4 separate regions of the Mus musculus genome follow, and regions 2, 3 and 4 are each linked to region 1. A link is a loop called in an ENCODE intact Hi-C map of the cell type or tissue named here. Cell type or tissue: heart. All regions are shown on one strand.

Evidence for each region. A loop is a pair of places that touch in the nucleus more often than their neighbours do. Peaks named below come from ENCODE experiments on the same cell type or tissue, not always from the same donor. Only the 100,000 strongest peaks of a DNase experiment are listed, where the experiment ranks them.
Region 2: a loop joins it to region 1, with 2.9 times the contacts of the local background. A loop is called at or near these places in 3 of 42 quality-filtered maps.
Region 3: a loop joins it to region 1, with 2.6 times the contacts of the local background. A loop is called at or near these places in 2 of 42 quality-filtered maps.
Region 4: it touches region 1 in a loop (2.2-fold over the local background); 2 of 42 quality-filtered maps call a loop at or near these places.

What each region holds. Positions count from the first base shown.
Region 1 is chr11:53,759,811-53,767,810 of GRCm38, reverse strand. Mir7671 (microRNA 7671) reads left to right here and starts at 4,157; the gene lies at 4,157-4,214. In heart, a CTCF peak has its summit at 3,774; DNase peaks (open chromatin) are centred at 3,030, 3,960, 4,820, 5,780 and 1 weaker place; H3K4me3 peaks cover 2,799 bases; H3K27ac peaks cover 4,539 bases.
Region 2 is chr11:53,809,463-53,817,462 of GRCm38, reverse strand. Gm12216 (predicted gene 12216) reads left to right here. Exons shown (of 4, transcript NR_033332.1): 3 at 3,847-3,887. Among named protein-coding and RNA genes, the nearest start is that of Gm30785, 27 kb to the left of the region's middle. In heart, a CTCF peak has its summit at 3,873; DNase peaks (open chromatin) are centred at 3,962 and 4,262; H3K27me3 peaks cover 319 bases.
Region 3 is chr11:54,108,907-54,116,906 of GRCm38, reverse strand. P4ha2 (procollagen-proline, 2-oxoglutarate 4-dioxygenase (proline 4-hydroxylase), alpha II polypeptide) reads right to left here. Exons shown (of 16, transcript NM_001136076.2): 3 at 6,593-6,698; 4 at 5,825-5,921; 5 at 5,333-5,484; 6 at 2,633-2,770. The coding sequence starts at 6,680. Among named protein-coding and RNA genes, the nearest start is that of P4ha2, 12 kb to the right of the region's middle. In heart, no CTCF peak of the experiment used is centred here; DNase peaks (open chromatin) are centred at 3,256, 3,766, 4,746, 7,816 and 3 weaker places; H3K4me3 peaks cover 861 bases; H3K27ac peaks cover 3,315 bases.
Region 4 is chr11:54,097,403-54,105,402 of GRCm38, reverse strand. It overlaps P4ha2 (procollagen-proline, 2-oxoglutarate 4-dioxygenase (proline 4-hydroxylase), alpha II polypeptide), which reads right to left and starts at 4,479. Exons shown (of 16, transcript NM_001136076.2): 1 at 4,363-4,479; 2 at 3,756-3,883. In heart, a CTCF peak has its summit at 4,343; DNase peaks (open chromatin) are centred at 2,282, 4,162, 4,332, 5,072 and 1 weaker place; H3K4me3 peaks cover 2,642 bases; H3K27ac peaks cover 2,804 bases; H3K27me3 peaks cover 732 bases.

The DNA.
Region 1 (8,000 bases):
CAAGCGCTGAGATTATAGGCATGTACCACACCACCCAGCCAGTTTCTAATTTTTTTTTTTTTGAGACAGCTCACCATATCCCAGGCCGACCTTGAGTTCTGAACTTGCTTTTAACCTATCAAATGTTGAGCATGCAAGTATGCACCGCTTCATTGGGAATTTTTGGCATTGGGGGTGGAACCCAGGCTTTGTACACGCTGGGCAAGCGCTATGCCAACTGAGCTACATCTTCAGCTAGGCTCAAACCCTCTGTCTTCCCACCCCACTTCCCGCTCCCTCAGTTGTTCTTAGAAAAGCGGGGAACACAGGCTGTAGCGCTGAGTCTGAAAGCTTGGTTGGTATCTTGTGCTTTTGGCGTTCCCCTGGGGCTGGGGAAAAGCACAATGAGAAAGAAGCAACTCGCTGCTCTTGCAGATGACCTGAGTGGACTCTCAACACCCACACTGGGCTTCTCACAACCATCTGTGATGTTAGCTCCTGGAAATCTGATGCCCTTTTCTGGCCTCCCTAGGCATCTACACTCAACTCTTAAAAGTAAATTTTTTTTTTTTTAAGGAATGAAATTATTATTCTCTCTGGTCCTCAATTAACTATAAACCAGAAATAATCTCTACCCATCTCCCCTAATTGTTGAGAGAAGATTGGTAAACCAAAATATCAGAGGCCACTATTTTAGACGGAGCTCCTGTCCTAGGCTCCAATAGACCAAACCAAAATGGAGTCACTCGTGCTAAGTTCTACATTATTAATTGAAATGTGAAAGGAACACGCAGATCTTAAACCAAACCAAGTTTTCCTAAACACAGGAGTTTTAAGTCCCCATGAGTTAGCACGCGGCGAGGGAGTCCCCTCTGCACCTGAACCGCCCGAGCATTAACCAATCAGCTTTTCCCTTGATGTTTTGTTTCCTTCTTTCTGTCCTCACAGAACCTGTCTTGCTGCCGCTCAGCAGTAGCTCTCCTTCTAATCCATGAATCATGTCTAACTCATGAGCCATAGCCAGGGAGATTCATAATCAAATTTCTTGTAGTTTTTCCCTGTGAAATCAGGTAAACTATCAAAGCCCTTCCCAAACCATTAAACACTCCTCAACTAAAAGGTATCAACAAGCCTTCCCCTGTGTTTCTGGGTTCTGAACTCTGTCCTCCCCACCCCATTTCCCCCATTTCCCCCATACGCGGGAATACTTCTTCCTCCTAACTAACTTCCACTTCTACCTGCCCCCTCTTTTTGTTTGAAAACAATGTCTCATGTAACCCAGGTTGTCCTTTTTTTTTTTTTTTTTTTTAGATTTATTTATTTATTATATGTAAGTACACTGTAGCTGTCTTCAGACACTCCAGAAACGGGAGTCAGATCTCATTACGGGTGGTTGTGAGCCACCATGTGGTTGCTGGGATTTGAACTCTGGACCTTCGGAAGAGCAGTCGGGTGCTCTTACCCGCTGAGCCATCTCACCAGCCCCCAGGTTGTCCTTTTAAAAATGTGTTAACTTACTATTTTTGTGTGTCAGCATGTTCATATATGATGGTATACGTGCCACAGGGCACATGTGTAAGCCAGAGAACATTGATCTTCCACTTCCACCTATGGCTTTTACATGGGCTCCAGAGAACAAAGATCAGTTGGTCGGAGCAAGTGCTTTTACCTGCTGAGGCATTGTCTAGTCTACTTAGGATGGCATTAAATTCCTGATCTTCCTGCCTCCACCTCCCAAGTGCTGGAGTTGCAGAAGTGCACCCCCACACTTGGCTTCCATTTCTACCCCTTAAAAACTCAGAACAACACCTTTAATCCCAGCACTTGGGAGGCAGAGGCAGGCAGATGTCTGAGTTCGAGGTCAGCCTGGTCTACAGAGTGAGTTCCAGGACAGCCAGGGCTACACAGAGAAACCCTGTCTCAACAAACAAACGAACCCTCAGAACAAAATGCCCAGTTTCAATGAGTACCCTCAAAGCAACCAATCAGAACGACCCTGCACACACACACACACACACACACACACACACACACACACACACCACACACACACACCTTTGCCCTCAGGCCTCAGCTCTGTGTCTTATCTCTCCATTCTTATTGCCTCCTGAGTCGGGGGAACACAGGCTACCTTTCTCTGTAAGAGTCTATCTAGCAGGTGCCTCACACCCCAAGGCTGGAGTTAGAGCTAAAGAGAGTAGCTGCCCGTCCTACTCAGGAGCACCCATAGGGTGCCTCCCCAAAGTCCCCTGGCTCAGTTCGGGTTAGTGTGCTGCGCAGCTTCTCAGTGTTGGGCCCTGAGGTTCTTTGGACTTCCAGAGGCACTAGCAGGGTCTCCTTGAATGTGACTTTTGTGATCATAATGCGGGGGGGGGGGGGGGTGACCTGGGGACATATCTCAATTGACAGAGTGCCTGGGTAGTGTAGCTTGCACAAAGCTCTGGTTCTATCCCCAGCACCAGGAACTCCAGGCACCCCCCCCCCCCCCCCCCCTGTGCGGGAAGCAAGGACATTAGAATGGGAAGTTAAAAAGTCATCCTTGGTTCTATCCCCAGCACCAGGAACTCCAGGCACGGTAATCCCAGTCCCCACCACCTCCCCCCCCCCCCCCCCCCCCCGCTGTGCGGGAAGCAAGGACATTAGAATGGGAAGTTAAAAAGTCATCCTTAGCTATACAGTAAGATCAGTAAGATCCAGGCCAGCCTGGAGCACAGGAGATAGGGCTGGTGACAAAGTCATATACAAACACTCTGTAGGACCCTCTACCCTCTTCTCTGGTATACCAAATCCTTTCCCCTGACACCTCCCTCCTTGGTTACCAAGGCCAGCCTAAGGTCCCCATGTTCACCAGCAGATACCTGGCACCTGGAAGGCACTACAAATCCTTGCTAAATGGCTGTTCCCTCATCTGATGGCGGTTCTCTGTACTCAGACATTCCTTTGGCAGCCTGTGCTTGTGCTGACAGACAGGTGTGAGATCGGAAATGCTCTCAGAAATCCCAGGTATTGACAGGACCCAGTGAGACTCGAATTAGGTTTTTGACTGCCCCCAAAGCAGACAAGCTCTTGGCAGGGCTTCCAGACCCCTGTGGTCCAGAGGCAGGGCTCCTTGAAATGCTCAGACTCTCCTAGCAGGCAGGCGAGCTCCATTTTCCCTGCAAACTTCTTCATGGGGAGCCTATCTCAATTAGTAGAGGGCATGCCTGGCGTGCATGAAATCCTAGGGTAGACCCCCAGTATAGCATAAACCTGATGAGACAAATGTGCCCACTTGTAATTCCAACACTGGAAAAATAGAGGCCGGAGGATTGGCAGCTCAGGGTCACCCTGGGCTACCTAGACCCTGTCTAAAAATAAAGACACAAGTCAGACATCAAAGCATCCAACACAAAGCCTGACATGAGACTCCTGGTCCCACCACCGTGACTGTGAGAAGCCTGGGCAGAAAAGAAATCTTAACTTATTCAATAAATGGGAATTGAACTTCTGCTCAGTTAGTCCGAAGTTTGATTCTGGGGAATTGCCTGGGCACGAGATCAACCCCTCCCTGCTCCCAGCTCTGGCACTCACACTGTATGACACAGCAGAATAAACTTTGTACCGTTATTTTTATTTATGTATTTATTTTAAATCCAAAACGAGGCGAGTGGGATGCAGCAGCTGACTGGGAAAGCACAAGGTTCTGCCCTGGGACCCAACAGGCTGAAGTCACACAGGACGCCCGGTGGTGGTGTCAGAGCCGCTCCGGAACTCATCGCCCCTCCCCCGCCCGCGGGAGTGTGCGTGTGACCGTGTGGGCTGCCACTGGGGCCCGCTGCGGAGTTTCATTTCTTATAAACACAGCGTTGGGAGGAAAGAGGCCTCAGTTCCCATCCGCCCTGTGGGGCCTGGAGAGCCGAGCCGAGGAGACTGTGAGGCCAGACCAGGAGGCCGTGACCCAGGGCAGGGCTGGATGAGAGCAGCTCCACTTCACTGTGGCTGATCCTGCGGGGTAGTGGAGACACCACCCCCACCCTACATCAGCCTCCCTCGCCTGCCTTGGCCTTGGGGTGGGCCCCCCTCTTCTCCACGTGATGCACTCGGGTGCCGGGTGTGCGTGATTGGAGGAGAGTGGGCAACCAGGCCCTTTGGGCCAACTTCCACATTCCTGATCCGCCCCGACTTGGGGGTGAGTTGCAGGCTCCGCTCTGGCTAGCTTCCTGGAAAGGGAGGGAAGCGGGCAGGCGGAGAACCACAGAGCCTCCCAGCTGGGCCGCCCAGGTGGCTGCCTCCATTCTAACCCCACGCCTATATTCTCCCACGCATGCACGCCAGGCCTGCCCCACCCGTGCCAGGCAGTCACCTGCCAAGAGGCAGAGCATTTTTTTCTCCCCACCACCCAGCCTTCCCCTTCCGCCAGAAGTTTGCACCTAGCTCAGCATCTATAAGCTGTGTGGCCTGGGGCTACGTGCTAAACTTCTCTGTGCAGACCATCAATCACCTGGGATAGCTGAAGCTGGCAAGCCTCTAGCTGAACTCCTGCTCTTAATAATCCCCTCCCCCGTCCTTCTTGTCCATTCGGTCTCTTGTTCGGTCCCTTTCCCCGGGGTGGACAGGCACACAGGAGAAGTACAGGGGGGGTGTCCCACAAGAACATTCCATCATCTGTTGCAGCCTGAGAACCTGGCTGAGATAACTCGCAGTACCCTGGCGATAAGGTGTGTGAACTAGCTGGGATTCGGAGCCCTAGTTCCCAACACCCACTCTCAAGGTTCCGTCGGCCTGGGCAGGAGGGGCGGGGCTTGAGTTTCGCTTTCTTGCCAACGTGGAGGCAACAAGGAAATCGAGGAGTTTCCCGGAACCGCTGAGCTCTGCTCCAAAGCAGGCAGCGGGACGGGCACGTGTCCAAAGTCCCTGGCCAGCAGCTCGCTGGAACTTCCAGTGGGAACCGGGGAAAACCAACCCCGGAAAAGCCCCACCTCAGAGCACCTGCCCAGTTCTCTTGGGGCTGTTGTTCCCAGAGAAGGTGGGGATCTCAAAGGAGAACAGCAGAGGGATCATTGAACAGGGTGTAATGGTGTCTGTCTGTCGGTCGGTCCACCAGCAGAGGATGGACCACAAAGTCAAGGGATACCTGAGGAATGACTGTTCCTGCCTGAGTCCTGAGTTTTATTGTTTGTCTTTGCATGGAGACAAAGTCTCACATACCTGAGACTGTTGGACTCAGGGTGGAGCTGAGTATGTATGACCTTGAACTTGTGATCCTCCTGCTACCACCTTTGAAATGTGGGTGACTTTGCCTGGTCTTTGCAGTATCAGGGTTTGATGCAGGCTAGGCAGACACTAGTAACTTAGCCCCATCATCTCCAGTACATGTGTGTCCATGCATGCCTGTGTGCAAGCTAGGGTTTCCAGTAGCCCAGGCTGGCTTCAAATTCCTGGGTAGCTGAGGCTGGCCTGGACCTCAGGATCTTCTCATCTTCCAGACCTCCTAAATGCTGGGATACGGGTACCAGCAACTGTGTTGGTTCATATCCACTCTTTGCTCGCTCTTTTCCTTATCCATTGGGAAGATTTCTCTGGACATGCTCAAGAAGAGCATCGCCCTTCCGTCCTGTCCAGCCTGCTAAGCTCAAGGCTAGAAACAACCAAACTTAGAGGCGGGCACAGGGACAACAGTCAAGCTGAGTGAATTGGAGGCATGGAGTGGAACTGGACTTTTGGATCCAGTCCCCTGGCCCCTTGCCCAGTCAGGTCCTGCAGATGAAAGAAGAGTCCCTCTCTAGGAGTGGACTCAGCCCCTTCGTGAGTGACTGAGCCCTACCCTCCTGTGGGTCCTTGGGCAGCTAGCAGACTGTTCTCATCCCTAAGGAATGTGATTTGTGAGCTTGGCCACTTCCTTCTGTCCTCAGAGGCTGGAGCTCCCTGCAGCCATGGATGGCTGTGGGTTGGGTTTGAATCTGAGCCAGGAAGCTTGGCAGGGAAGGGCCAGGATGGTGTTTTGGGGGAGTCAGAGTATAGTTCCCTCCCTTGCATCTTCAATCCAAAGAAGAATCTGGGGTCAAGGGAGGCAGGGTCACCCCAAAGCGTATATTTCCTTAAATCCTTGGATCTCCCTCTTTGCAGCCATGGCTTTCAGAAAAGCAGGAATCAAACTCAGTAGACCTCCAGCCCCTCCTGGTCCAGAAGAGCTGGGGTCGGGGCTGGCAGTAGTGGTGACCATCTGAAGACAAGCAGATTGTCAAGAGGGAGGCAGGCAGATAGGTCAAGTGATGGCCTTTGCTTTTTTCCAGCCAGGTTCAGGATTGCCATGCCTGCAAGAGGGCTAAGGAAACTCTAAATTCTGCAAGAGCGGAGCTTGTGCTATGCCCGCAGACCCTGGTGACTCAGCCTGGGAATCCCGATGCCAGGGCCTGCCCCAGAGATGAGAGTGCCTGGCTGCCATGGCAGCAGTTGAGGGGGCCCCAGAGAGAATGTTTTATTGTACCCCCTTTCGTGGTGAGGCAGCTTTGTTTTTTATTTTTTTTCAGATTTAATTTTTAAGATCATTTTTATATGTATATGTATTTTCTTGCTCCTCTCCTGCCCCCTCTTGCACGTGTGTGTGTGTGTGTATGTAACATACTCAAACATGTGTGTGTACAGTGCTCAAAAAGAGACCAGAGGAGAGTGCCTGATTATCTGCAGCTGGAGTTTCAGGCTGTGTGCAGGGATCCTAACCTGGAGTCTCTACAAGGGCAAGTGTCATTACCACTGAGCCAGTATTTCTGAGTTAAAGAACCAACTGACCCTAGCTCATAAAACAGGCCTGGGAGCAGGCCTAAAAGTGTCTGTGCTGGGTTTCACTAGGGGGCATATTTGTGTATGTGTGTGTGGGGGAACAGGACAAGAGGAAGGTGCATCCTGCTTGCTACTGTATCCCCAAGGGCCAGCATAAAGCAGGTACCCTATGGGAAGTAGTGAAAGATGGATTGGAGGGAGGGTGGATAGGAGGATAGGGTAGGGGATGTATAAATGGGTGGGTAGGAGGGATAAATGAAGAGAAAGATGGATAGAGTGGAGGCTAGACTGATAGGCAGGCGGATGAGTAGGAGGAGAGACAGGTAGATGGATGGGACAGTGGATGAGGAGATGGGTGGATAGATGGTGGGTGGATGGATAAATGGATCACTGCGAGGGCAGGGAGATGGTGAACTCAGCAGGTCTTAGCAGTATGTACATGTTCCCTGAGATAATCTTAACAATAAAATAATTTCTACAAAAAACGTACGCTGCCCCGGTAGTAGGGAATGAAGAGTGAGGCTTCTCTGCGTGGCACTGGGGTTGTTTCTGCTCTGCTCTGTTGTTCCAGCGGGACCTCTGCTCCCTTTCCCATCACCTCCCCCCAGACCCCCTTTCACCCCTCCCAACTCCCACCCCCACCCCCTCGTCAAGGTAAAAGAACAGAAGACAAGGGCTTTTAGGTTCATGCTAAGTGGCTCTCTTCCTTCCCTGGAAGGACTGGCTGAAGGGAGGACTAATTAAGACCGACGTGCGAGATTCCAGTCCTTTTTCGAGATTCCAGTCTTTCTCCACCCCAGTGTTAAGATTCAGACCAGACGGGTGTGGGCGGCAGCCTCTGTTTACTGGGAAGAAAATAACAAGCCCCCTACGGGGAGCAGTTCTGTGTTTAATCCCTCGCCCCGCCGTCGCTGGGGCTCCAGGTGCCGTTCTCACTTCCCCTAGGAAGCTCACAGCTTTCAGATCACTGGACTCCAAGGGTCATCAGAAGGCTACTAGTGGAGATGCTTCCTCCCCAGGAATTCACCCCCTCCACCTGCTGCTACCCAGGACACAGGGACAGGCCGGCTCCAGCTCTAAAACCTCCTACCCATTTTCTCTAAGACCCACAGAAGGAACTCCCACTCTACCTTCCGAGCCTGAGCCTGAACTCTCCCCACGATCCCATATGCTGCTTGCTTGTGTGTGTGTGCGCGCGCGCGTGTTTACAAATCTAATACACTACCAAAACAAAAAACACCTGTCTGGCAGCAGGCAAGAGG
Region 2 (8,000 bases), 50 kb before region 1:
GGAGCCCTTGAGCCTCCCATCACGGAAGATCAGATGAGCAGCCCTGGACTATGGACATTATCCTGAGGCTACACATGGCAATGTGAGATAGAACTGACTTCATAGGAATGGAGAAGGAGAGAGAGCGCAGACTTGTGAGCCCTGAAATGGATGGAACATGACAACTGGGGGAACCTGGCCCTATCCATAGTTGCAGTTAGAGGTGTTGTGAGTGAGCCAGCTTTGCAGTCTGCATTTGAGGACAGTGAAGAGAGAGCCAATTTCTCTTCCGTTCTGAAGTCCCTCCTGCTGTGGCAGCTACCTCCACTCATCATCCCGTCTTCATGTTCATCCCATCTGTTCTGCTGGTCCTGCCGTGACCAGGTAGCTGCAAGATGCTACATCCAGTCTTTAGTTCTCTGTCTTCACATTCGGTGGCCTGTCTCTGTGTGCTGCTCATCCCCCCTGGCTCCCATCCTGTTGGCCCTCCTACACATAGTCCTCAGGCACCTTTGCTAAACTGTTGAATGGGCTTCTATTGTCCCCAGCTTCTCCCTGACATCCACCCTCTTGGTAGTCTTATCCTACACCATGACACTAAAGAGCTACATGCTAAAAACTCCCAGCCTTCATTCCCAGCCTCTCCAGATTCACCTTCTAGTGGCATGCCTAAAAGATATCAGTGTTTAGCTGGGCGTGGTGGCTCACGCCTTTAATCCCAGCACTTGGGAGGCAGAGGCAGGCGGATTTCTGAGTTCTAGGCCAGCCTGGTCTACAAAGTGTGTTCCAGGACAGCCAGAGCTACACAGAGAAACCCTGTCTCAAAAAACCAAAAAAAAAAAAAAAAAAAAAGATATCAGTGTTTAACATCTCCCCACCAGTCACCCTGCCCCATTACCAAGCCTGCGCCATTGCAGGCATCTGTATCTCACAAGCTCAGAGCTTGCTCTGACTAGTTTCTGTTGTCAACTTAACACACCCTTGAGTCACCTGGCAAGAAGGAATCCCAATCAAAGAAATCATCTTGTCCTGTGGCCATGTCTGTGAGGAATTATAGTGATTGATGTAAGAGGGCTTAGCCCACTGTGGGTGGCACTATCCCTAAGCAAATGGACCTGGCCTATCTAAGCAACTCAGCAGAACATGAGCCAGAGAAGCCAGCAAGCAGCAGTCCCCTGTGGTTCCTGCTATGATTTCTCTTAATGATAGATTATGAGCTGGAGGTTCAGATGAAAGAAAGCCTTTTGCAGGGGGCTTTTGCTTGCCATGTTTTATCGCAGCATCAAAAATCAAACTAGAATAACTAGATGGCCACCTCCACATTTTATTTTATTTTATAAGGTTTATTTATTTATTAATTATTTTATGTATGTGAGTACACTGTAGCTGTACAGATGGTTGTCATGTGGTTGTTGGGAGTTGCATTTTTTTAGAACTTCTGCTCGCTCTGGTCAACCCCATCGCTCCATTCAACCACGCTTTCTCAGTCCCTGCTTGCTTCAGCCCAAAGATTTATTTATTATTATTATATGTAAGTAGACTGTAGCTGACTTCAGACGCACCAGAAGAGGGCATCAGATCTCACTACAAGTGGTTGTGAGGCACCATGTGATTGCTGGGACCTGAACTCAGGACCTTCGGAAGAGCAGTCAGTGCTCCTCTTGCCAGCCCCTCCTCCACCTTTTAAAAAGGAATCTCTCACAGTCAGCTATTGGATGGAACACAGGGCCCCCAATGGAGGAGCTAGAGAAAGTACCCAAGGAGCTAAAGGGGTCTGCAACCCTATAGGTGGAACAACAATATGAACTAACCAGTACCCCCGGAGCTCATGTCTCTAGCTGCATATGTATCAGAAGATGGCCTAGTCAGCCATCATTGGGAAGAGAGGTCCCTTAGTCTTGCAAACTTTATATGCCTCAGTTTGGGGGAACACCAGGGCCAAGAAGTGGGAGTGGGTGAGTAGGGGAGTGGGGGGAGGTCTAGGGGACTTTTGGGATAGCATTTGAAATGTAAATGAAGAAAATACCTAAAAAAAAAAATAACATGTCAAAAAATAAAATTGTATTTATCAAGTTAAAAAAAAAAAAAAGGAATCTCGCCAGGCAGTAGTGGCGCACTCCTTTAATCCCGGCACTTAGGAAGCAGAGGCAGGCAGATTTCTGCGTTTGAGGCCAGCCTGGTCTACAGAGTAAGTTCCAGGACAGCCAGGGCTACACAGAGAAACCCTGTCTAGAAAAACAAAACAAAACAAAAACAAACAAGAAAATCTCAAATTCTCAATTGTTATCTATTGGCAAAGCCTGTTAGCGCCACGTTCTAGAATTTGACCACACCCCAACACCTCCTTGTTACTCCTCTGTCCAAGCCACCATTGTCCCTGGGGTTTCTGCAATAACTGGCTCTCTGACTGAATGACTCTAACGTTGTTAAGTTTATTCTCAACAGTGCTTCTAGGATGATGTCATTTCTCTCTATTAACCCTTTTAGTGGCTCCACTCTTGTTGGGGCAAAGCCCAAATTTGCATACTGGCTTTCCTCTAGTGCCTTGAAATTACAGGACTGTCTCTCTACTTTTCTTTTCTTTTCTTTTCTTTTCTTTTCTTTTTTTTTTTTGTTTTTTGTTTTTTGTTTTTTGTTTTTTGTTTTTTGTTTTTTGTTTTTTGTTTTCAAGACAGGGTTTATCTGTGTAGCCCTGGCTGTCCTGGAACTCAGTCTGTAGACCAGGCTGGCCTCGAACTCAGAAACCCGCCTGCCTCTGCCTCCCAAGTGCTGGGATTAAAGGCATGTGCGCCACCACACACGGCTGCCTCTCTACTTCTTGAGCCTCTCTTTCCTCCTCTTTGTCATTACTCTGGTCACACAGCTGTCCTCTCTGGTCATGCCAGGCAAGCTGTCCGTCACCTCCAGACTTTAAATGTTCTTGTTCCTGACCCTGGGAGCCACTCTTCCATAACCCACTGAGTTCAGATCCTCAACTCTTGGGTTATTTTTTCACTCTTGGAAATCCAACCTTCCATATGTGCTCATGTTTGTAGACCTTTCTTTCTCTTTCTCTTTCTTTTCTTTTTCTTTTTTTTTTCTTTTTTCCTTCTGCATCTCTTATATCCTAGCCTGCCCTTGAACTTACTGCATATCCAAGTGTGACTCTGCATTTCCAGTTCTCCTGCCTCTGCCTCCCAAGTATAATGATCACGGGCATATGCTACCACACCTAGTTTTATGTGGTGCTGGAGATGAAACCTAGAGCTTCATATATGCAAGGCAAACAGTCAACCAACTGGGCTACATACATCCCAGCCCCACTATTCAGAATTTTAAAACTACTTCTCAACATTCCCTACTCTTCTTGATTTTCTTTTTTTTCCCCCTTCATAGCACTTTATTTCCTGTGACTACTATATGTTTGTTTATTAATTCAGCTCTTAGTATTTCCAAGAACACAGACTCCCTAAGGGCAAATGCTTCTTTCCACTGCTGCATACTCCAGGTCCTAGGACAGTGTTCGGCATGTATGGTAGGTGTTCAGTAACTGCTGAGATCTGCCCACCCATGGTGAGATGGCCATAGGGTGTTCAATAAGTAGCTGCTGATTGGCTCCATCAGTAAAGATAAATAAAGAGGTCGCTTCTATTCCCCGAGCCTTGAGAAGGAAGAGCGCTGGGGTTTCTCCTAGTCTGCAGGCATTCAACGCTGAGAAGCCAGTCTCAGTAGAAAGGGCCTTGGGTGTGCCATGGCCCTGTGCCTGTCTCAGTTTGTGTGCAGCTAGCCCACATCTCAGTGGCTCTTGGAGAGCTTGTCACAGATGAGCCTGCATTACTCGCCGTCTGTCCCCAATCCACTCACTATCCACGTCCTTTCTTCTTCCAGGTGCTGGAGTGCACAGCGCCTCCAACGAGAACAGCTAAGAGGTAAGAGAGCAATGAACTGTGGCTGGTTTGGGATTTCCCGTCTTAAAGGTTATGGAAAGTAGCCCAGGAAACCCCAGGGGAATGGTGCTGGCTTCACGGACAGAGTGTGAACCCTGGAACTAGGGGACAGTTCAGTCACGCCAGGGGTGGCGTGAGGTCTTTAGAGTCTGTTTTCTGCTGGTACAATGGAACATCTGAAATTGGATAATTTATAAAGGAAAACATTTCATTTAGACTCATTTTTTTCCCAGAGGCAGGAAGCCCAAGATCAGATAGCCCTACCTCATATGGCTCTCATGCAGTAACATGAACAAGGTGGCAGTCAGCAGGACAGGGCTCGCTGAGGATTCCACAGAGCCAGTGATCTCAGAGTGACAGACCTTGTTCTAGACCCAGCAGCACTTCCATGGGAAAATGCCTGGCGTCAGGCCCACAGGATGGCCTTCCTGCTCCACCACCCAAAGGCCTTCCCTTGCTAGCGTCTCCAGAGCTCCTCCATGGTGCTCCAAAGTCAAGGAAGGCCTTGATCAGTTTAGTTCTAGACCAAAAGCTTACTAAAATGTCTCTCCTCCCTGCCCCCACTATGGTTCCCTGCTGAATCTCAGTCTAATTGACAAAAAAAAGAAAAGAAAGAAAATCAGCAGCTACTTGATGTAAGGCAGTATGTCTATACCAAAATGTACTGCTGGTGGGGTGGGGGGGGGGCTACTAGGGAGCTACTGCTGCTGATGCGGGGGCTGCTGATGTTGTGGGTATGGGAGTGATGATGTAGACTGATGTTGCTGTGGGGATGCTCCTGATGTAAGATAGTGCTGACACGGGGGACTGCTGCTATGACTGGAAAGAGGTAGCTTTAAAACTGTGTCCAGCCTTCGACCAAGCAGTTGGCCTTGCAGAACTAAGGAATAATCACATCCAAGCAAAGGTGACTGTACAAAGGTGTTGTCTATAACCGCAACATTTGTAACATCACAGAGAACTTGTTCAGGAGCCAGTTAGTTTGCTCAGTAAGGGTGCCTGCCACCAAGCCTGAAGACCGGAGTTTGATTCCCACTCCCACAAGTTGACTTCTGACTTCCGCACACTCAGTCGGCACGTGTGTATACTTCCACTCAAGTACACACTAAATAAATAAATAAATAAATGTAATTTTAAAAGAGAAGAAATTATTCACAACTTTCCCATCTATCCAAGGGTATATCAAGCATCAGAGTGACATACACACATATTTATTGAGAAAGACATATCTATTATTTTGTTTGTGGGTCCTCTTCCTCTTCCTCCTCCTCCTCCTCCTCCTCTTCTTCTTCTTCCTCCTCCTCCTCCTTCTCCTCCTCCTCTTCTTCCTTCTCCTCCTCCTCCTCCTTCTTCTTCAATAGGGTTTCTCTGTGTAGCTCTGGCCATTCATGACCTCTCTGTAGACCAGGCTGGCCTCAAACTCAAAGATCCACCTCCCTCTGCCTCCAACACTCAGCTTGTTGTTAGTATTTTGAGACAGAGTCTCACTGTGTTGCCCTGGATGTCCTGGAACAGAGATGTGCCTGCCTCTGTCTCCTGATGCTATGATTTCCAGCTGTTTGTTTGCTTTTGAGATAGGATGTCATGTAACCCAAACTGACTTTGGGCTCATTGTACAGCCAAGTCTGACCTGGAAGTCTTGACCTTCCTGCCTCTGTCCCTCAAGTTCTGGGATTACAGGTGTGCACCACTACCCCAGGCAATATATTTGGATATATTACTGGCTTTGAACAAAGGATAAATAAAAGACCTTGGATCACATAGACAGTAGCTTTGCATCCTGGGCAGCTGAAAATGACCTTTTCTTAGCCAGTCTCGGAACCAAGACAATGTGATCTGCCTTAGCCTTTCTCCCATAACTGATGGCACCTCCAAGGCTGCAGCAGACTCCCAGCTAATGTGTGGCCAGAAGGCATGGACCTCGAGAGCTCTCCAGGAGCCTTGATCTTCTGTTTTGTTTTGGAGGAAGGCTAACAGAATCATGATTCATTTCACGATTTCCTTGTTTTCTACAGGGCATATTTCTACAATAATGATGTGTGCTTTAAAAAAAAATGTGGGTTTTCTTTTTTTCATGTATGGGGTTTTTTTTGTTTTTGTTTTTAGTGCAGCCATTGATGCGTTAAGAAGTGTGGGGGGGAGTAGTGAGATAGCTCAGTGGGTAAGTATACTTATCATCTGTTATACAAGCCTAGAAATCTGAGTTCAATGCCCTGAACCTTCATAAATGTGGAAGGAGAGAGCCAGCGCTACAAAATTGTTGGTCTCTGACCTCCACACGTGACACCCTTGCCCTCTTCACACACATTAAATAAAAGTTTTAAAACTTTTTTAAAGCTGTAGTGCATTGACACGCAAGCCAGCTGAATAGCCCCTAGACTCTGAGCTCCAGGCTCGGAGAAGAGGTGCTCAAAGGCCAGCAATGAGAGGAAGACTCAGTCCTCAGAACCTGCTTCTGCCTCAACTGGCCTGCTCTTATCCATGCCATCAGCTCCTGGTAGAAGAGCTGTTAACCTAAGGCCAGTCTGTCCCGACTTCAGGTGATAAGTATGTGCCTTCTGCAACAGCTGAGACTGCCTGGCTCTGGCCTAGCAGAGAGAAGCTATGTGGCTCCAGGGCCTGGCTCCTTGCCCATCTTTAGCACCATTTTGTCCACATCCAGAACAGGAAAAGCAGGAGTCCTAAGGAATCACGAGAAGTCATTCTGTAAGCAGTCTCCCCATTCTAATTATCTGTTGCTCCATGAGCCTTTTGGTTGATAATTCAGTGACTTTCATGAACATGCATGTTAACCATTTAATTACTAAGCTAAGAGAGGTAGTTAGTTGTCTCTCCAGGATGTGAACCCCATCCCCACGCTAGAATCCCTTTTCATATTATTGTGTATGAGTATATTATATATGTAGGTGTATGTGGGTACCCATGCCAGAACACATGTGTAAAAGTTAATGGAAAACTGTGGAGTCGGTTTTCCCCTTCTATTTATTCGAGTTCCAGGGGTTGAACTCGGGTTCTCCAGTCTTGGGTAACAAGCCCTTTACCCAGAGAACTGTACTGCTGCTGGGCTGAATTCTTGACACCTTCATTGTGGCTTCCTGTCCTTGTGGTCATAGTCCTGTGGATGCAGAAGGGACGAGAAGAGCAGAAAGAGCAGCTCACAGCTTCCATTGTTAAGATGACTATCATGGGTGACAACTGTACGCATTCTGTCTAAGCCCCACCCCACACTTACCTAGCAACAGACAGGCATGCTCCTCCCCACAGTTACCTGGCAACAGCCAGGTAAGCCGGACCCACTATCAACGGGGCTGCATGCCCCCTCCTGTCTTGCTTTCTTGTTTTGCTCTTGCCTGCCTTCTTGGACTCCTCCCTTCCCCCCTCCCTTCCCTATACACTTCCCCCTCTTTCGACCTCTGGCCTCTACTTCTCCACTCTGCCTCTACTACACTCTTAACTCCCCTCCCCATACCCTGAATAAACTCTATTCTATACTATACCATTCTATACTATACCGTGTGTGGCTGGTCCTCAGGGGAAGAGATGCATGGGCCCGATGAGACACCCCCTCCCCCCCATACCTCACCGTGACACCCTCATAGAACATATTCCTTCTCTATCTTTTTATAAACACATCACCAATGCTGGGTGTCTTTGGTTGCTACCCCACCAGCCCGGCTTCTATTGCTTCTCTGTCCTTCTCTACATTGCCCAAGATTCAGCCAGGGGGAAACTGTCAGCTTTCTTCTGTGTCTTCATTTTTCCAGTTGTGTTTGCCAATTGAAGACCCCAGCTGAAGATGAAGAGGAGTAGAGTCACCCTGGGGTGCTTTCTGCCCCAGCTCCCCCCTTGCTCCGGCAGCACTGGCCTGCAGCTCTTAGGTTCCTGGCCACAGTTGGCTTCCTACTGTGGAGGTCCCTACTGGCTGCTCACTTTCCCTTTATATTTCTCTCAATGCTGCCTCCCCTCCCCTCCCCTCTTCATAAACAGGCTCTTCCTTAAACTCTTCTGTCCCTGGGTAGCGGGAAGGGGTGGACCTGCTTCCTGCTGAGACTGACCCCGACAAGAAACATTTTCTGCTATGTCTCTAACATAGAA
Region 3 (8,000 bases), 350 kb before region 1:
CTGGAGCATCAGCTCAGCGGGCCTTGTGCCTAACGGGGCATCTGCTGGAGAGAGTGACCACAGAGACAGTTCCAATTTGAGAAACAGCAACAGCTCTAGGGAGACGTGGAGCTTAAGAGAAGCTTGTGATGGTAAAGACTATATGTTTCTCAGAGAATAACAGATCCCACAGAACAAGGGGGTTAGGACCTCCCTGCAGACCACAGGAACCTCCCTATTACATGCTATCGGGTGTGGCTGGCATCTTCCCAGAAGGGAGCCCTGCTGCACAGTGGCAGCTGCTGCAGAGACCGGGCTCTGTTCATCCCGGTGGCTCAGGGAACATGGGATAGAATGTCAAGAGAGTAAATACAAGATGGAGTCATAGGCAGGCCAAGGATTAGAGGACTTATGGGACCCCTTTACTCTCTCCACAAGTCTCTATGAATCTCCCCTGACTCTTTGGGCTCAGGAATCTATTATGGGCAGGATGTGTAACACAGATAAACAAGCTGTGGTCTGGACTTGTATGGAGCCTGGATGTACAGATCTTACTGAATACCTACCATTTGTGTGACTCTGGACAATTTTTCCAGCCTCAGACTCAGTCCCCTATCTAAACAGATATAATAATATCTACCTAAATAGAGACACCAGCATCAGTCTTAAAGGGCTTGTGCCAAAAAACTCAATGAGATGACATATGACCATGTTGCCTCAGGATGTCAAAGACCAGCAGCCATAATCAACATGTCCTGTGAATGCCAAGAATGTGAAGAATGACTTCCAGAACTCAGCATCCTCCCTAGAAGCAAACTCACGTGTCTGCTCCCTGAACTCCCTGTGGAGTCCTCCACAGCTAAGCTGAGTGCTGAAAGGCTTTCTGACAGGGAGGAGGAGCCCAGAATGGGTCAGGGTACTGGAGCAGAGATGACGATACTGAGAACAGGCACGGAAGCCAAGGAGGCAGTGGGGTCCTCAAAGACCACCTATAGGGAGACTTTGAGGTCACTCCTGAGCATCTAACGCAAGTGGATAACACAGAAAATTATCCTGAGTGAGCTGGAAATATGAGAAAGGTCAGAGGGCATTAAAGAGACAGAATCCACAGATGATTATGGCTTAGGCTGCCGATGGGAATTGCACCTAAGATAATAGCTAAAGGCTGATGGTAAACAGTGCAACACCAGATGGGAACGTCAATCTGAAACAGATAACGTTTGTGCAAACTATAGAATGTCCAAGTAGAGATGTCTACAGGCACTGGCTTATCCTGGCTGGAAGCCCAGGAGACATGCCTTGACAAGGGACACAGATCTGCACATCATGCGTGTATGGCACCACAGCTGGGGAGGGGATCAGAGTGACCAGTGGGAGTAGTTCCGGACAGTAACTCCCCGTGCCCTCTGGCCCCGTTCGGGACACCCAGGGGCCTGTTCACTGTGGCAGGATACAGTCAGGATATAGTTCCCTTCTACCACCAACTATGCCTCAGAGCTACACGTCAAAAAGCTTCCCAGAATTCCCTCCTCATTCTGGTCTCACGGCTGGGCTTGGCCCAACACCTGATGAAGCAGGAATAAAGAGAAGCGTCCTCCCTGTCAGCTCAGGAGAGTCCTCCACACCAAGAGCCTAGCTCATGATGAACCAGTGATAGGACATCTGAGAAGGAAGGCAGTTACGACAGTCTGTGGGCCTCTCTGCTGTATCTCCCCTAGGCTCCCAAGGAGTGAGGTGGTGTTTAAATCATAATGAAGTCCAATTGGATCCTTGGTTGTATTGGTCTCCACCCCCTAAGGCCAGGAAATCTCATAACAACTAGCAGTAAGCAGTAAGCAAGGGGGAAAAAGCCAATTTAAAGAACAAACAATCAAAAGCAGAGGAATGAATTATCAGATGAGTCAAAAGAGAAAAGTCAGAGACCAGCAGCCAGAATCTAGAACACCAGAGAGAAAGAAGCGATCCGCGCCAGACAGCTGGCTTTACTGGCCCAGTGCTCCTGGTGAGTTTGAAGAACAGGATCACAGAAAGAAGGGATAAAAGCACTGTGGGTACAAGAGTATGTGGGAACCAGGGAAAATTAATCACTACCCAGCAGCCTCAGCAGGAAGAAGAGAAGTCATGGGCTCAAGAGAACATTAGATCTAGAGTAGAAATACAAGAGATGGGCAAAAACTGAGGTCATAAAAAGTCAGATGACAGAGATCAGGAAAAGGGGGACATAAACAAGAAATGGGGGGCTGAAGGGGGATGTATATGAACTCAAGGAGAGAGCCCAGAGAAGTACGGGTTGGATGAAAGGGAGGAGACTAAGATGTCAATGGGGAATGAGCAGTGAGCCTACACATCAGCCCTGGACAGAAAGCACTGAGAGGCTCAGGGATGGAAGCAGGTCCACCAGCAGATGGACATTCCTCTGGGAGTGAGCTGCGCACGCAGGGAGTTTCCTGAGCTACGACCTCAATTCTCTACTACACTGGGGGGAGTTCCTGGCTAATATCTGAATCAAGACATTGGGGTAGGGGTTGACGCATGGGAGACTGGCACCGAATGGAAACCCAAAAGATCAGCACCAACAGCAACAGTGAGTCGCATCTAAGCAGTCTGACCTGTCCAGACAGCGGGGAGACAGAAGCAAATGGAGGTGTGTTACCTGGAAGTTCCCCTCTGGAAATCGTGTCCGGATCCAGTTTGTACGTGTCCTGAAGTCTCATCAGGGCTCTGGCAGCTCCAGACTCGTCCTCATCAGTGGGGAAGAATTGCCGCTGAACTGAGAGGTTAGCGACAAAACCTTCCAAATGACAGTGAGAACACAGGTCACTCTTGACCCAGCGGACAGTCACTACCTAGGTTTCTGGCTAATGAGATTTCCCTGTGCCTTCCCTCAAAGGCTGTCAGCAGGCTGGGGGCTCAGTGATGAAACACCTGTCTGGCACACATTCGGGGTGCGACACCAAAATAATAGTCGAAACAACAATAATAACTCACTCCCCTTCCTTGTGAAGTCCTATCTGGGGGCTCCTCTACAGAACTTTCTTAGCCCTCCCTGTGCTGTTCATTTGGAACCAAAAAGCCCTGCACACAACTTAGCACATAAGAGTTCAGTAGGCAGGGTATGAGCTTCCTAATACCCAAGGCCACAGCCCAGAGCCTAGACAGATTTGACCCCTGAAGCGGCCCCAGGTGGCTTTTTCCAGGGCCCTAAGCCCTGGTCCCAAGCCAGAGACACAGCTCCTGTTATTTTAGGGCTCTAAGTAGAAGCCAGGCCTTGCTATACTAATGATTCAGGCCTTTGAATTTGCCTAAGAACTGGGGACTGGGAGGGGCGCTCCAACACATTCTATCCCTGGCCCCTTTCCAAGAGTAGCAGCATCCCCTGCTATCCCCTCTCATCACACCAAGCCAGGGTGTCAAAGAGCTGCTACATCGTCTCCTTCACAGATATGTGGTCAGAAACTTGGAAGACTTTAGTATACAGGAAAAAAGAAAACCCCCTAGAAATAGCCACACGGTACTGTCAGGGTTCCCCCTTATCTCAGGGGCAAGCAGCCAACATCAGAGATGAAAATAAGCGATTGCTCTCGGGACGTGTAATCACCTTCCAGGTAATCACAGCATTTCCACATGGCAATGGAGGGAGTGGGGACGACAAGATCAGACGTCGGAGCGTGGAGATCTATTGTCTGCATCTGTGCGGGCTTCCTTGCCTACCTCTCCAGAAAGCAGGCAGAACAGCCTGTTCTGAGCTGTTCTGTGCAGCAGGCCCAGCCCAGGAAGGGAGGGTGAAGGGGGGTGGGGTCTGGGAAAGGCAGTGGCTTCTGGAGGCTGTGAGCTCACAGGCACAGCTCCAGCCGCTCTGAGCTCACCAATCCCTCCCCAGAGACTACCCAGCCCCCAGCCAACCCCAACCCAGGCGGGTCACGTGGCTGTAACCAGTCTCAGCCAGAGAGACAGCTAGTCTGAAGTTAATCAGCACTCAGCGAAGTGAAGAGGCCCGGCCCAGCCTGAGGCTGGGAAGCCCGTGGCCCACCTCCAGCCCACCCTTCCATTACCGATATCCTCTCCTCTGGGTAACAGGAACGTGTTCACTCGCAGAAGGTACTACCCCAGAAAAACAAATCTATGCTCTGCCCTGTAAATACCATTTCTAGGTCATTTAGCTTAGAAAAATAATCAGAGGCAGACCCAAAATGCATGTAAAAGAGGGCTGAAAAATTGGAAACAACTCCAGGTGCACTACGAGATGACCATACCGTCATTACAGTCACGGCACAGGCACACTTAAGCTGCATCTACAGAACCTGGGAAACGCAGGACTGAGCGCACGTTTGTGTCAATTCCACACAGACATGCGTTGTGCGTAAGAGACACATGTAGGACATATTCAGATGAAGCCTCTGTTACCCAGCTTGCCTCCGCCCACTTGGCTTATTTTTAATTCATTCATCCTTTAAAGCAAGTGAGTTTTAATCCTTTAGGCCATGCATAGCTCCAGTTTTTAATAACATGTTTGTACACATAAGCGGATTCTTTTGGTGTGTATGAACGTTTATAAACGTGTATGCGTACGTGTGTTTTCTTGTGGATGGGTGCATACGGATGCATGCGAATGTATATGGAAGCTCAAATTTGAAGTCACTTGTCTTCGTCAATCACCCTCTATTTATTTACTGAGGCAGGAGCGCCCACATGATCCCAGAGCTCATGGGTCAGCGAGTCTAGCTAGCCAGCTTGCCTGGGAAATCTCATCTCTGCCTCCTGAGGGCTGGGATGATGCCAGACTCACTTGCCTGGAGCTGGGATGATGCCAGACGCACTCGCCTGGCTCTACATGGCTTGTGGGTATGCAAACTTCAGTTCTCACACTTGGATGATAAGGGCTTCACCCACTGGGCCACCTCACCAGCCCAAGGTTAGAGTTTTTAAAAATGATTTTAAAGGTTTATTTTTTGTGTATGAATGAGAGTTCTGCCTGCATGTGTGTCTGCACCAGGGGTGAGAGGAAGAGGTCATATTACCGGGAACTGTAAATACAGATGGTTGTGAGCCAACATATAGGTTCTGGGAGCCAAATCTGGATCCTCGGCAAGAGCAACCAGCTCTCTTAACCACTGTGCAATCTCTCCATTCCCCGAGATTATAGTTTTAATGGTGCTTATCATGGAGTTATTGGATTAAACATCGTGATTTTATGTGATATTTTACGTACCTGAAGTCTGTTATAAAATATGTATTACTGAAGTATAATTAGAAAATGTTACTACTGGGAAACATGACAAAAGGACAGGAAGTGATTGTTACTATACTTTTAAAACAAAACAAGGACAGCTCCAGGCTGTTCACCGTCCCTCACCTGCCGAAGCATCCTGAAGGACAAGGTCCCCCAGTGCAGGCCAGTCTGTGTTCAACCGCTTCACCAGCTTGTAGGCATTCACAGGATGAGCCAGGTAGCCCTCGGGGTCGGCAGCTGATCTGCTGGTCAGGGCTTCCATCTTGCTGGCCCAGCTGCGGAACCAAAGGAAAAAGAGACTGCCACACCCACCCACACAGGGTGCTCATTTCCCTCGTGAGGTCCAGGGCTCTTTCATCAAGAGATGATAAAACATGAATATAGTAACTTCCTAGATACTTCTAGCCCTTAATCTAGGTAAGAGCTGGGAACTCTCATGTAAATTAAAAAGAAGGCATAAAAGACCGTAGCTTCCTAACCCCCCATACTCAGCATAAGTTAACTGTAGGTCAACTCCCCAGGTCACCTCTCAATGACTTCCTCTTACACCTTGGATGGGCTGGGGAAGAGGAGCAGCAGGGATGACTTAGTGTGGGGTCTTAGGACATTGGACACCTCTTAATCTTGGCGAGCTTGGCTTCCTCCACAAGGATGTACTCCTTCAGAGACTGTACCAGGTCCTTCTCTGCGTAAATCAGATCGGTCATGTGCCCTACAGGAGAGAAGCATGGGCCAGTGAGAAATGGATGAGGAATGGCTTATGGAAATTACCAGTACAGAAGTGAGTGCTCCTGCCCAGTATATGCCAGTAAACGAGGAATCACAGGGACTGGTAGTTAAAGGGGCCTATTCATTCACACGCCGTGACCCCCGACTTCAGGAAGATAGAAGCAATGTGTCAAGAAGATGCCTGGGCAAAGCGCACGTGCACTGGGAACGACTTTAGGAGAAGTTCTAAATCTCTTTGTCCCCTTGTCAGCCGGCTGGTCCTGTCAAAGGGGCATGGATATCTAAGGGCGCATCACATGGAAATCAGCTCTTAACCTTCAGTTGAAAAGGAGAGAATCTGGTCCTTGGAACTGAGAATGTTCATTGCATAGACTGGCCTCTTGCCAAGGACTGAAAAAGACCTGAAAGCTACTTGCAGTCTGCACTTCCAGAGAGGAGAGTCCAATTCAGAAAGCTGCCTCCCAAGATGCATGTTCATCAGGATCTCCTGGGGGTGCAGGGGTCAGGGATAGGGGGAGCCTTTGTAAGTTCCATTCTCCCTGGACTGGTCAAAATCACTGACTAAACTATCCCACCCTGAACGAACCTCAGGCAACAGCCCCTTGCACTTAGCTGAGGGCTGCTTAGGTAGACTAGAGTTCTGTTGCCACATACCAATGGAGGTGAAGAATTCTGCCTGCACCCAGCTCAGGACACCGAACCAGGACATCAGCAACACCAACACCAACACCTGGAGCTTCATAACTGGAAAGGGCAGTACCTGCAAGGCATTCAGGAGCAGTCATCAGGTGGGCACGGTGGAAAGACGTGGGGGGGGTGCATGCCTGGAAACTCAGACTGGGTTAGGAGGGACAAAGTTCAAGGCCGCCTGAACTGCATACCAAGACCCTGCGAGAAGACAAATCCATACACGCCGTGCACATACATAAACACACACTCAAAGATGTCACTAAATAAAGCATTCAGGATCACCCAGGGGATGGGCCAGAACATGGAACCAGAGACATGTGTTCACTTATGGCCCCTGCCCCGGTTTTGTTTTATTCTGTTTTTCTTTTTGGAGACAAGGTCTCATTTTGGAGCCCAGGATGGCCTGGAAGTCACAATCTTCCTGCCTCAGCCTCCCAGTTGCTAAGATTATAAATGTATACACCTGACTTCCCGCCTACCCGTGTTTCTTACTTTCTAATACATATGCCAGGTTAGCGTCAAGAGCCACATGGAGGAGGAGCCAATTCACAGAGTTGGTTCCCAAGATGCCAAGATCATCGGGATCTCAGGAGGGGAGGAAGCACCTCTGCAAGCTCCACTCTCCCCAAACCAGTGATGGAGGCCATGGTATCCCAACGTGAAAGTGGCCTCCGGCAGGAGACTCCCTTTGTACATGGACTGAGGGTTGCCCACACAGAGAAAGGTCCCGTTGCCACATATCAATAGAGGCAAAGGATTCAAGAACCTGGATTCCGACCATAAGGAAGTGATAATAGAGAAGAGACAGTGACAAAACCAAACCAAAACAAAACAACCTGAGATAACATGGCCAGGGTAACCAAGCAAGCTGACTGTACAGAGTAGACAGACAGCAGAAGAGGAAAACTGACCTCTGCCAGCCTGCACCTGCCTCCGAGTGGCAATTCTGAGCAGACACGGCTCTCTCTGTACTGAGACACCTTCTCTAGCTACTCCCTACTCATTCACAAGCATTTACTTACAACCCAGAGATTCCAGGCAGCAAGCTAGGTGCTCAGGATACAAAGGTGACTCAGTCTCACACAGTCAAAACACTGGGGCTGGGCTGCTGACATGAGGATGAAGCCAACCACTGCCTTCTCACCCGACTAGAAATAGGCACAGTTCTGAGGGACGCAGCAGCAACCTGGGACAAGCTTCACTGGCAGCCAGCCTAAGTCCACAGTGGGGCCTTCAGACATGTCTCCCATCCAGCCATGCAGCCCAGAACGTGCGGAAAAGCCACCACCCAGCTGAACCTTGCCTGTTCTTCCTCTTCTTGTTCCAACTAAGCCAAGTCTCGGAATGGCTCAGATGGAAATTTACTATCAGA
Region 4 (8,000 bases), 340 kb before region 1:
GATACACTAAGGAAGGAATGATACACTGGGAAGGCCAGCGTAGAGTGACACAGACTCCGTCACAGAACTTAGGAGAGCCTAGAGTTGTTATGTCTTCTATTTTCCAATGACTATTTCACAGTGTGGTTGACCATGAATGATGAAAACTACACAAAGCAGGAATGAGGAGGAAACGGTACTGTAAACCACATAAGAAGAACCACCGAGGCTGCTGAAGGCACGTCAGCAAGCTAAGCTTCCCCAGCTAAGGCCCCTCCTGCAAGACACACTGATACCATCTGTAGTGGCTATTCCTGGTTGTCAACTTGACAATATTTGGAATGAACTACAATCCGGAATTGGAAGGCTCACCAGTGACCCTTATCTGGAGGCTTGGAGATCCTTATCTGGATCTTGGTTTGAAGATCTTGAGCCATAGTGGCTATGGATTCCAGAAGATTGAATCTCCGAGTTAAGGAACACACCTTTAATCTGGGCTATGCCTTTCATCTGGGATTAAAGGTGTGGTGGAACACACCTTTAATCTGGGCTACACCTTTTGCTGGAGACAATATAAGGACATTGGAAGAAGGGAGTCTAGCTCTTGCTCTTGCTCCTTCGCCTGCTTGCTGCGTGAGACTGAGTAACTGCTAGATCCTTGGACTTCCATTCACAGCTGCGACTGAACCATTGTTGGGAATTGGGCTGCCGACTGTAAGTCATCAATAAATTCCTTTACTATTTAGAAATTATCCATAAGTTCTGTGACTCTAGAGAACCCTGACTAATACACCATCCTATCTTACTCAGTAACTGTCATAGCACCTGTGCCTTCCCAAGACTGCGAATCCACACTGCACTCAGATTGAAAACTTGGTCACAGATGTCTCAAAGGTTCGCAGATTAAGAAGCCCATGACACCCGTACTTGGAGGCCACCAGGAAAAGGAGAGTTCATGGAGGAAAAGTAAGGACACCATTCCCTGAATTCAAGCCAGAGTCATGTCTACTGGACATGTCACACATTATCACCCCGGGAGCAGGCATGCCTGCCATGGAGTCAGAAAGACCCAGAGTTAAACCCTAGCTCCAACTGTCATTTCCTGGCGTTGTAACCTTGGAGTCCTGGACTTTTTGATCCTTAGTTTTTTTCATTTATACAACGGAGACCATCCTTAGGACCTATACTTGATAGTTCTGTGAACTGAATTAGACGACACACGCCAGCAAGCTGTCAATCATTGAGCTGATTTTGACCAATCATCAGAACCAACCAAGAGAATCACAGGAACTCAAGGGGATCTGAAGTGGACAGTTGCTCAGCCCAAGTTAGTGGCTCTTGGAGTGAGGAAGGCCCATACAAAGAGGTAGTGAAGAAACAAGAAGACGTCAGAAGGTGAGTGATGTCTGGGTCCCAGGAATGCCAGGAGAGATGACATATTCAATTCAGGGGAGACTGGAAACAGGTGTCACCAAAGTATGCAACACTTGGAGGTGACCCTGGAATTGACCAATCACAGGCCCCAAAGCTCACACACACACACAAAAATGGTTCCCTGGCAAAAGACAGGGAGCAGAACCAATACTCCAAAATCTCTTATAGTTCTATGCTTCTGACCTACTCATTCCAGTCTCCCAAGAGTACCAGGCCTTGGGATCTCCACCACTCCCTGGCTCCCAGGAATGCCAGGTACAGAGCAAGCAATCTCTAGCAAGCACTTACCAAGAAGTCTGGAGCAGAGGCTGACCTGTACCAGGCTCAAACAGATCCTATCAGGGTCAGGAAAATCACTATCCAAACACGAAAGTCTCTGCCCTGCAGTGGCACCAGCGGAACAAAACCCCGCTTCTCAAAAAAGCCTAGTCTGACCTTCTCATCCTGCTCTGCTCTCGCTGAGAAGGAAAACTGTCTGTCTATCCTTCACTCCACATCCCCAGCACAAACCCCACAGACCACAGGACTCAGTAATTCCCTTTGCTCTGGGATACGCTGGTGTCCCACCCTCAGGTACTTCAAAGGTCTAAATGACTAGATTTGAATGATGGTTTTCAAAGTTGAAGCCTCTTTCCAGGACTCTGCTGGTCTTTCCCGTGCCTGCATTGCAGCATTTGCTGTCAACCTCCATCTGCATAAAATTAAGCTCTTGACAGATCCCAGAAGCCAGGGACACACCCCCCAGGCCTCTGCACACTATCGGCCAACGTGGCCCTAAGTCAGCCAAGGCCTTCGGTCCAGCCTCAAACCCTCCCAAGGATGTGGGAGAATGCAGTCAAAAATGGAAGCTTTCTCAGCAGACAAGGAAGCCCTCAATTCCCTCACTCCACGCAGTCCCCAGAGCTGCAGGGCCTCAGTCTCCCTCTGATGAGCACCCACACTAGGGCTCCTCCCTAGGCTCTAGGCAGCTGCCAGGGCTAAACAGCGATCTCAGAGAGATTATGAGCTGCCTGTGGGCAAAAAGAGCTCCTCCCCCACCGCCTGTCTTCTCCCTCATTCAAGCCCCAGGCCCAGTCTAGTCAGATATGAAGCACATGCAATTCAAGGAACAACCCACAGTCCATTGTACGCAGTCCAATCTATAGATAAGTAAGTCTCTCTGCAGAGCCTGTGACAATGTGGAGGGACTCCCAAAGGTCACACACAATGCTTCAGTTGAGTTGTCACCATATCTGCCTGCTGAGCTCTGACGGTAATAAGGAGGATCAATATGACAGAATCTTCAGGCTAGGGCCTCCAGCCAACTCACTCCATCAAGCAATGTGGCTTCACTGGCTGGGCCACACAGTGGACAAGCTCGTGTGAGGACAAGAAGGCCCAAGAAGAAAAGAATCCCAAGGTCAAACATTCTGTACATGGAGAGGAGCCGAGAGGCTGGCCTTGAGGCACACACAGAACCATATCGAGAGACTACACCCTGGACACTTCAGAGGCAGTGGAGATACACGCCAGAGGAAAGCCTGGTCAATTTAACAGGGCACTCAACCATGGGCTGACTTGGATGTGATATAAATTCAGAACAAGCAACAACTTGCAAAATCACCCTATAAATTTTGAGCTAGACAATAGACCTCTGCAAAGCTGAGAACGTTTGAGGATGTCAGAAGCTACAAAGTGGTGCACTGGGACCCTGCTCTTAGTTCCAGGAAGCTCTTCCATCAGGAGGGATAAGGTGTCAGTAACGAGATGGCCTGCATTAAGAAGCAAAATCCTTAAAGTGTCATTCTTCAGGGTAAGGATCCACTGTGTGGCCCAGTCAGGGAAGCCACGTCGCAAGGATGGAGTGAGTTGGCTGGAGGCCTTTCCCCAATGATTCTCTTGTACTGAGACTCCTTAGCGCGTTGAGAGCACAGCAGAGTTGCTGTAGGGGGCAATTCAATGATCTCCTTCAGCATAGTAAATGACACATTAGAATACAGATGACAGGAAGACCCACCTGTACTTCCCAGTAAAATCCTGCGACAGAAGTACCCAGACCCATGCTCACCTTGCAAGGGCTCAGTGGACTTTCCTCATGCAGATCTCTCACTGCTTGTGGGTGGGGCCCTTGGACAGCTATTCCCTAAAGCGGCCCTTTTCCGTTACCTTGATTCCACTACTGTACCACAGACGTGATACTGGCCCAAGCTTGCGGCCACTCAGGGTGATTCCTCAGTCCAGGTTCCTAAGTGACCAATCCAGTTTACCGGAGCCTCCCACCCCAGCCCATGTCTCCTGCCCGGAAGCATCCAGACATCTACCAAGTCCACACAGCCCAAACTCCACACTAACTCAGTACTTACCTTGCTGATGCTCTGGACCTGAACTTTCTGAGTCTTCCCTTCTGCCTGCCTCAGTCCTTGAAAGTCTCCAGGCACAGAGAATGCTCTATTTGTTGAATCAGTCAGCCAATCGCCACCGGTCTCTGAAACTGCTCAGGGAAAACATCAGAGGTTCGACAAGGATGTCTTCTGACAGATAGGAGGAGAGTTTCTGATTTAAGAGCCCATAAAACTGGCAGCGACCAAGCTGGTCCTTGCCAGGGTTGGGAGCCAGGGGTCTTCCTCATCCTAAGCAGCGCCGCCTTCGGGGCCAGGCGGGCGCCTCCGCCTTAGATCGGGGGGCGACCCCGGGGTCAGGTCGCCCCTTCCCGGGAGCCCGCCAAGTGTCCTGTCCGGCCCGGCCTAACAGTACCGGCAGGAAGGGCACCGCTGACCTCACCGCCCTAACCCTGGGAAGGGACGCGGGCGGGACAGGAACCCAGGCGGGTGCAGAATCAGGGCGCCGGACGCGGGGCACGGGGCTGAGGGACCCCGGATCCAGCTCCCGGCTCCGCGCAGAGCAGAACGCACCGCCCGGCCACCGGGACCCGAGCCCAGCCCGGCGACGACCCTGCGGACCCGCGCTCACCTGAACACGCGCAGAAGCCGGCGTTTCCAGAACCTCCCGCGGCGTCGCCCCGGCGCTCTCGGCTCCGCCCTCGTCACAGTCTCCGCCCGCTTGAGCCTCCGCCACGTCCCCACCTCCCGCCCCCCGGGCCCGCCCGGGCCTGGCTCCGAGCCACTGGAGCCTTCGGGAAGGCCCGAGCCGCCACGCGCTGCACGTATGCGATGCACACCTCCTTGCGCCGCGTGGGACCGGCACCAGGGGCGGCGCCCCCATCCCAGCCTGCTCCAGCCCTCTGTGGTCCCACCACCCCCACATCCATTACCACCGGCAAATTGCAGGAGGCTGGCGTCACTAAGATCGGGAATTGAGTATCCTGGGAGGGGAGTGGAGGGAGGGAAAAGACAAGGGTCTGAGATGTCAGCGCACCTCATCTCTCCAGATGACCCATCTCCAAAGCCTAACTGCTTCTCTGAGGGGCTCAGGCTAGCCAGGCTTCGGCTCTTCTGTAAATGTGAGAAGTTGGCGTAGCCTGGAGCATCTCATCCTAGGGCCAACCTATGGCTTATAACACAGGCCAATGAGATTGGACACCTCAACCAGCTCTGTCTGAGACACACACAGTCAAGAAGACAGGGAAGCAACCGACCTCGATCTGAACTGAAGGATGCTCTGGCAGCTGAGCAGGTTCCCACGCCTGCCCTGTAAGCTTGCTTCTCCATGAATGAGGGGAAGCAGTCTGAGAATCTCATCAGGGAGCAGAGCCCAGAACGGAGATGCCCGGCCTGTGGGACTGTGCCTGGAGTTTGGTGTGGATTTCCCTATAATGGCATGGACCAGGCAGACGGCCCAGACTAGGAAAGACAGACACACAGAAACAACTCAGAAAATACTACCTGGCCACTTGTCCGTGTCTGTGGCAGCTACCAGCCAAGAGCCCAGTTGAAACCATGCACAAACCTTTCTGCATCTGCTATGCCACAGAAAGTACAGTTTGCCCAGATCCTCAGATCCTCCCCATGCCCGCCCACTTCTCTGTCCGGAGTGGTCCTCCTCCTCCTCCTCCTCCTCCTCCTCCTCCTCCTCCTCCTCCTCCTCCTCCTCCTCCCCCTCTCCACAGGATCTTTCCCATTGGCCTATAAATACCTTCAATCCATGGCTATGGAAACATAACCCTCACCCCACTCTACCACCCACTGTGCATCTCTCCTTGGCCAACCAAGCAAGCAAAGTCCATCTTCTTGGCCTATCTCTCAGACCTTCTAGCTCCACAACAGCCCCCAACAGTTACTGTATTATGTTTATTGCTTTACCGTTGTTAAATCACCCTTACATGGTGTATGCTCTTTTTTATTTTTTTTTAAATTATCTTTAATCTTTTTTTTTTTTACAGTCCAGTTGTTATCCCCCATCCATTCTCACCGCCAACAGTTCCTCATCCCATTTCTTGTCCCCTGTCTCCAAGAGGATGTCCCCACACCCCCACACAACCCCACACTCCACCAGGCCTCCCATTCCCTGGGGCCTCAAGTCTCCTCAAGAGTTAGGTGTGTCTACTAAGGCCAGACCAGGCTCTGCTGAATATGTGTCAGGGGCCTCAGACCCGCTAGTCTGTGCTGACTGGATAGTGCCTGTGAGATCTCAGGAGACCAGGTTTGTTGAGACTGCTGGTCTTCCTATGGGGTTGCCCTCCTCCTCAACTTCTTCCAGCCTTTCCCTAATTAAACCACAGGGGTCCCAAACTTCAGACCATTGGTTGGGTGTATCTGCTTCTTAGTCAGCTGTTTGTTGGGCCTCTCAGAGGATAGCCATGCTAGGCTCCTGTCTATAAGTACAACATAGCATCAGTAATAGTGTCAGCCTCCCCTTGAGATCTGTCCCAATTTGGACCTGTTACTAGCCAGCCTTTCCCTCAGTCTTTTCTCCAGTTTTGTCCCTGCAGTTCTTTTAGACAGGAATAATTCTGGGTCAGAGCTTTTGACCATGGGATGGTGTATTAGTCAGGGTTCTCTAGAGTCACAGAACTTATGGATAGTCTCTAGATAGTAAAGGAATTTATTGATGACTTACAGTCGGCAGCCCAATTCCCAACAATGGTTCAGTCGCAGCTGTGAATGGAAGTCCAAGGATCTAGCAGTTACTCAGTCTCACGCAGCAAGCAGGCGAAGGAGCAAGAGCAAGAGCTAGACTCCCTTCTTCCAATGTCCTTATATTGTCTCCAGCAGAAGGTGGAGCCCAGATTAAAGGTGTGTTCCACCACACCTTTAATCCCAGATGAAAGGCGTAGCCCAGATTAAAGGTGTGTTCCTTAAACTCGGAGATTCAATCTTCTGGAATCCATAGCCACTATGGCTCAAGATCTCCATACCAAGATCCAGATAAGGATCTCCAAGCCTCCAGATAAGGGTCACTGGTGAGCCTTCCAATTCCGGATTGTAGTTCATTCCAAATATTGTCAAGTTGACAACCAGGAATAGCCACTACAGATGGCAAACCCATCCCTCCACTTAATGCTTTGTTTTTCTACTGGAGGTGGACTCTACAAGTTCCCTCTCCCCACTGTCTGGCATTTTATCTAAGGTCCCTTCCTTTAAGTCCTGAGAGTCTCTCACTTCCCAGGTCTCTGGTACATTCTAGAAGGTTGCCCACCTCCCACCTCCAGAGGTTGTATATTTACACTCATTCTGCTGGCCTTCTGAGCTTTACTCTTGTTCCCCTCCCCCATACCTGATCATGTTCCCTTCCTCCCTTCCCCTCCCCCTTCCGTCTCCCATCCAGTTCCTTCCCTCCCTCTGCCCTCTGGTTTCTTCTCTCTCCCTAGTAGGATTGAAGCATCCTCACTTGTTAGCCTTCTTGAGTTCTGTGGATTGTTTCCTGGGTATTCTGTGCTTTTGGGGGTTAATATCCACTTATTAGTGAGTACATACCACGCATGTCCTTTGGGGTCTGAGATATCTCACTCAGGATAATATTTTTTAGTTCCATCCATTTGCTTGCAAAACTCATGATGTAATTGTTCTTAATAGCTGAATAATATTCTGTTGTGTAAATGAACCACATTTTCTATATCCATTCTTCCAGTGTGGGACATCTGGGTTGTTTCCAGCTTCTGTTTATCACAAATAAAGCCACTACAAACATAGTGGAATATGTGCCCTTGGGTATGGGGCATCTTTTGGGTATATGACCAAGAGTGGTATATATAACTGGGTTTTCAAGTAGATCTATTTCCAATTTTCTGAGGAACCTCCAGATTGATTTCCAGAGTGGTTGTACCAGCTTGCAATCCCACCAGCAATGGAAAAGTATTTCTCTTTCTCTGCATTCTCTCCAGCATATGCTGTCACATGAGTTTTTGACCTTAGCCATTCTGATTGGTGTAAGGTGGTATCTCAGGGTCGTTTTGATTTGCATTTCCCTGATCACTAAGGACTTTGAACATTTCTTTAAGTGCTTCTCGGCCATTTGAGAATCCTCTGTTGTGAATTCTCTGTTTAGTTCTATATCCCATTTTTTGATTGTGTTGTTTGGTTTTTGGAGGTTAGCTTCTTGAGTTCTTTATATATTTTGGATTATTAGCCCTCTATCGGATGTGGGGTTAGTTAAGATTGTTTTTCACAATCTATAGGTTGTTGATTTGTCCTGTTGACTTTGTCCTTTGC